2 separate regions of the Mus musculus genome follow, and region 2 is linked to region 1. The links are chromatin loops, found by intact Hi-C in ENCODE. Cell type or tissue: heart. All regions are shown on one strand.

What was found. Hi-C counts contacts between places; a loop is a spot of excess contacts. Peaks named below come from ENCODE experiments on the same cell type or tissue, not always from the same donor. Only the 100,000 strongest peaks of a DNase experiment are listed, where the experiment ranks them.
Region 2: a loop joins it to region 1, with 2.9 times the contacts of the local background. A loop is called at or near these places in 4 of 42 quality-filtered maps.

What each region holds. Positions count from the first base shown.
Region 1 is chr1:62,706,748-62,709,247 of GRCm38, reverse strand. The region is part of intron 1 of Nrp2 (neuropilin 2); the gene reads right to left. Among named protein-coding and RNA genes, the nearest start is that of Nrp2, 4.7 kb to the right of the region's middle. In heart, a CTCF peak has its summit at 1,455; DNase peaks (open chromatin) are centred at 1,537, 1,747 and 2,027; H3K4me3 peaks cover 2,108 bases; H3K27ac peaks cover 1,074 bases; H3K27me3 peaks cover 855 bases.
Region 2 is chr1:62,778,035-62,780,534 of GRCm38, reverse strand. The region is part of intron 12 of Nrp2 (neuropilin 2); the gene reads right to left. Among named protein-coding and RNA genes, the nearest start is that of 4930487H11Rik, 15 kb to the left of the region's middle. In heart, no CTCF peak of the experiment used is centred here; no DNase peak of the experiment used is centred here; H3K27ac peaks cover 1,752 bases.

The sequences.
Region 1 (2,500 bases):
TCACCTGGTTAAGGCAGAGAGGGGCTTCAAATCTAACTGATTTGGCCTCCTTCCTATTGGTTGCTGTGACTCTGCTGTTTTGTTATATTTAAATTGGCCTAGCTCAGCGTTGAGTTGGATAAACGTGGCTAGCATTTAGCACAAGGGCTTCCAATTTGGTTTGGTCTGATCTGCTGGCTGGAAAAGGCACAATCAGGGGACAATGCCCCCCTCCATTTTACTTAGCATGCTTTGTGTTTTCCACAAAGGAAAAATCTCACCTTAAGATCTTTGCAAACTGGATCTTTGGGGAACAGGTTCTGAAAACTATCTGCGGAGCCTGGCTCTTGAATTTTGTCAGCTCAGAATGCCCCACACTTGGTTCACTCAAGTCAGTTCTTTCTTTTGAATGCTCTAATGAAGAGTTGAATGAGATACAGAAGACCTGGGAACTTCAGCGTCCGCCCCCCGCCCCCGCCCCCATCTCCTCCTGCCCAATAACTGTTGCTTGCATATATGCCCCATTGCATAAGAAGTGGTGGTCCTGCTCCTCACTATTCTTATACCTAGAAGACAGAACCTGAAGAAGAATGCCCACTATCCATTGAACAGCAGGGGGCTGGAGCCATTTGGTAGACAGCGGGGGTCCTGTCTGGAGAGCCCAGCCTCCAGTCCCTGCAGCTTTTCAATCTCACACTTTGCCAGTTGAGTGCTCTGAGGACTCCAACGGGATGATGTTAAAAACTCGCGCTGGAGGTGCTGCTGGACATTTGCTATTCTACCTGGTGAATCCTGGACAAGTAGGGACCTGCCGTGAAGCCCTATGGGGCGCTCTCCCCTGTTTTATACTTCGTACTCAGTTGGCAAAAAAACAGCCTCACCACCTCCAGTGCTTGCTTCTGGGGAAAAGGTGACTGGGCACTTACTTAATGAGGGCAGGAGACAGGTCCCCAGAGCTCTAAGTAGGCTATTCAGAATCCTGGAGTTTACTGTTTTACTTGTAAATGATTATACCCATCCATGGCCACGGGTCGTTTGGGGGTATCAAGCACTTGGACTACCACTGCTTCTGTTAGAGGATTTGTTTGAACCCGGGGTCCTGTCTCCCACAGCCCATTTGCACCTTTTATCTGATCACCTAGCTCAGACTGAAGGTTGAATTGAAGGTTGAGTCAGCCCATGTCCATGGCAATGGGGTTTAAGACCACCACAGATCAAAGCGCTCCTGGAGTAAGAAGGAAGGCGGAGATAGGTGGTTTAGGGTCTGGCTTCTTTCTGGCTCTGAGCCATGGGTCTCAGGGGACTGAGGGGTTGGGGGTTGGGGCGGGGGGAGACATTAAGCCTGGGAGTTGCCACCTTCTGAAGAACCCGCAGCAAGGAGAGAGTGACTTCCAGGGTAGAAAGCAAACCCTTGCGGATCCACTCTAGCAGAGCAGTTCTGTGGCTCGCTGTAGGGGAACGGCTAGCGCCAGGGGGCTCTCCTCTCTGTCAGAAACTGAAAAGAAGGGAGGTAGAGAGAGCCAAGCAGGGAGTCCACGCCAATAAACTGGAGCGTTCAGTCCCTTCCCTTACAGCAGAAATTCAACCAGAGCCGCAGAAGCTGCGGCACAGATGGGAGTATCTGCTACTTAGATCTGGAAAGCTGATTCCAGTGCCCCCAACCCCAGGAGATTCTCAGAGTGTCGCCCAATCCGTTCCACGCTTCCTCACACACGCAACACCCACCTTAGGACAATCGGTCCACTCGTGTCCTCCACGCTGATGCTACTTGGGGAACTGGTGGGACACACTAGGGGCGCAGGCGGCCCGAGGCGAGGGGTGGGGGCAGCCGTTTAATCACAGCTTGCCTCGCCTCCATTAACTTGTGTTGATATTAAAAAGAAATCAATCAGGGAAACTGAAGCATTGGTCGTGAACAATTTTTTTCCCCACGTGGGCATGGGCAGCGAGGAAGGGGGGAGGGGGCGGGAGGCACAATCTGCCTGCAGGCGACTGCAGTGGCTGATCTGGAGGACAAGCCGCAGCCACGAGCTAACTTTCTGGCAACGGGAAGCGTCAGGGAAATGCCGCAGGCTTCTATCCAGGGGTGTCCTTAGTCTGGAGGAGGAGGAGGGTGACCGGCCTGGAGGAATCCTAGGCGGCCAACTTAGCAGAGGCTTTAGCCTCGGTTCTGCTTTTGCTGGGAATATTTTTGCCTAATAGAATGTTTATGGATTGCTCAGCTCTGTTTCTGCTGCGTAGCCCAAACAAATCGATGCGGCGGTAGGGACGGCGCTGGGGGATGGGGGTGAGAGCGCTGGGGGGCGCCCACGTCTCGGCCACGTGGATGCCCGCACGGCGTGCTCTTCACCTGTTTGTGCGCTTAGGCGGGCGCTAGCTGCACTGTGCTCCCGCAGGCTGTGAGAGTTGCGCGAATTCCTGCGGCTTAGGCTGCCTGGCTGCTTCCCGCCTCTCCCCGCCCTGGGTGCTGCAATCCCACCCTGGCTTCCTGCCTCTCGCCCAGGCTAACACGGGAATCTTC
Region 2 (2,500 bases), 71 kb before region 1:
AACGGTTACAACCGGGAAAGCCAAATGTGTCTGGGGTGTGAGATGGCGGGCTGCAAGGATTTTCATCTGGGTCTATCTTATCTCCCGACCCTGTCATTAGAATTCAACCAGGCCAAAGGGTCCCCAGACAACTGGTGCAGTCTCCAGAGCCTGCGTCTTTCTCCTTTCTTCTCTCCTCCCTTCTCTCACAGTAGGCTGGTAATCACTATGCATGATTTACAGGGCCGCGGCAGGAATCGAGTTAATGCTGGTGGCGTGCTAAGCACGAGCAGCTGAAGGATCATAATTCAGCGCTGACATCTGAGCTAATCCACGGGTTTGCAGAGTCTCCAGACAAGCAGGCCTCTGGATTTCACTCAGTTAAATCATTTGTGCCCCACTTGTCTGTTAAGTGCTATGAACTCCAGGGAAGAAAGATGATATGTAAATTTAAGGAATTAGCAGGGACATCAGTCAGAGAGATGCCAGAGCTGCAAAACATCGCTGCCTGTCATGACAGAGGCCTGATTAGAACCAGGAACCGCGAAGGAAAAACAGACCTGGAAATGCACAAGGAAGGGAACCAAAAAAGCAGAGGATAAGGATGATCAAACTGAGCAGATACAGATGACAGACACCACACCACGGCTTTACCCTTAGCTGTGGTTCGTACCCATCCCTGTGCACCCAGGAATATCACCTTTCTCTTTCCCTCATCCTCTCTGTCTCTCTCTCTGTCTCTATCTCTCTTTCCCCTTCCACCCTGCTAAGTAGCTCAGGTTGGCCCTGAACTCATGATCGTCCTGCCCGATGCTCTCCAGTGCTGGAATTAGCTATGTGCCCCCATCCGCATCAAGCCCATTTTCCCTCTGAAGCTCAGAGATATGAGGTCATGCTTCCAGGTCCACTGCTACCGAGTGATGGAAGTAGGCTCTGGACACAGATGGGACTGAGTAAACTTGCTGGCTCCTTGTCACCTGTGGTGGAATCCTGGCTGGAGGCTCTAAGTCTTGGAAAGCCTTAGTCTTTCCATCTGTATACTGGGTATAATAATGGTATTACTGCATGAGGTTGTAAGGCTAAGCCCTGTAGAGCACTTTGCATGGGAACAGGGATATAGCAAGAGCTCAGTCAAGCTACTGATGCCATGCCACACACTGCCTTCCATAGACTAAAGACCACCATAAACCTGGGAACCCAGTGCAAGATACAAAAAGAAGCAGGATTCATCCTGGGGGTGTGGTGGTATTGACATTGACATTCTTTGAAATAAGATGCTTTCCCTTAGAAACCAGCCAGTTCCCAGCTGTCCATCATGTGCCCCTCCCATTGGCACAGGTCTTCTGTGCCAATCTTCAGAGGATGAAATAAAATGAGATAGTGTCTTGGATCGTGAGTGGGAACCCATGTGACTACTAGCACTGGCCAGAGGAAGTATGTGGAAACATCCTGACTCCATGCCACCCACCCTTCCCTTCAGAAAGGGGCTCCACAGGCCACACTGGCAATGTGTTCTCCAGGACACATCCCCAGCTGTCAAGAACATCTCACATTCAGTTTAACACCTTCCTGCTGTCGTGTGGACACACGTGCTCCATCTATCCCTGATGGGACACAGCTCATTTCCGTTCTATGACTTAGAAGCATTTTACTCATAAGGCGTTAAGGAGTCCAGGGGGCTGGGGAGATGGCTAAGTGTATAAAAGGTTTGTCTCACAAGCCTGATGACCCCAGGACGGAAGTAAAACCACAGGTCTACAAACCCACCTGTACTGTACCCCTACAAGTAGGTGGGAAAAAGAATGGAAGTTTCTGAGATAGCCTGAGGTACACTCCACTGAACAAACAGACACTGTCTCAGACAAGATAGAAGGACTGACACCAGGGGTTGTGCACTGTGGTGCATTCAAATACAAACAGAGAAGGGAGAGATGGGGGGGGGAGAAGAGAGGAAGGGGGAGACAGGGAGAGAGAGAAGAAGAGAGGAAAGAAGAAAAGAAGAGGGAGAGGGAGAAAAGGAGAGTGACAGAGAGGGAGAGGGGGAGGGAAAAGGAGAGGGAGAGGGAAAGAAAGAGATAGAGATAGACAGATGCAGAGGGGGGGGGGAGGGAGAGGGAGAGGGAGAGAGAGAGAGAGAGAATATCAATTAAGACCTTTAGTCTGTGCTTCCCCAGGAAACACAACCCTACTCTCTTTAAATGCTCCCTTTCTGGGTCCTTGTTCATGGAGTGCTTCAGCTCTTGAAAGTCCTGACATTCAGACAAGGTACCAAGCTTGGATGTATTCTGAAAGTGAAGACCTTGTAGAATATTCCAGCTTATGGGCTACCACCATTAAATACTAAGAAAGGCCAAGTACTCAGTGCCTGAAAGAATCGTGGGCATGGTCGGGTGGGGGGCAGGGTTGCTTTATGAATTCCCTTGGTCCTTAGGAAGGAACTCTTTTGGATTCCAAGAAGTTGCCCTAATATGACAAGCAGCCAGCTAAGCCCTGGCCCTGGGGGGCGAGGGTGGGGGTGGGG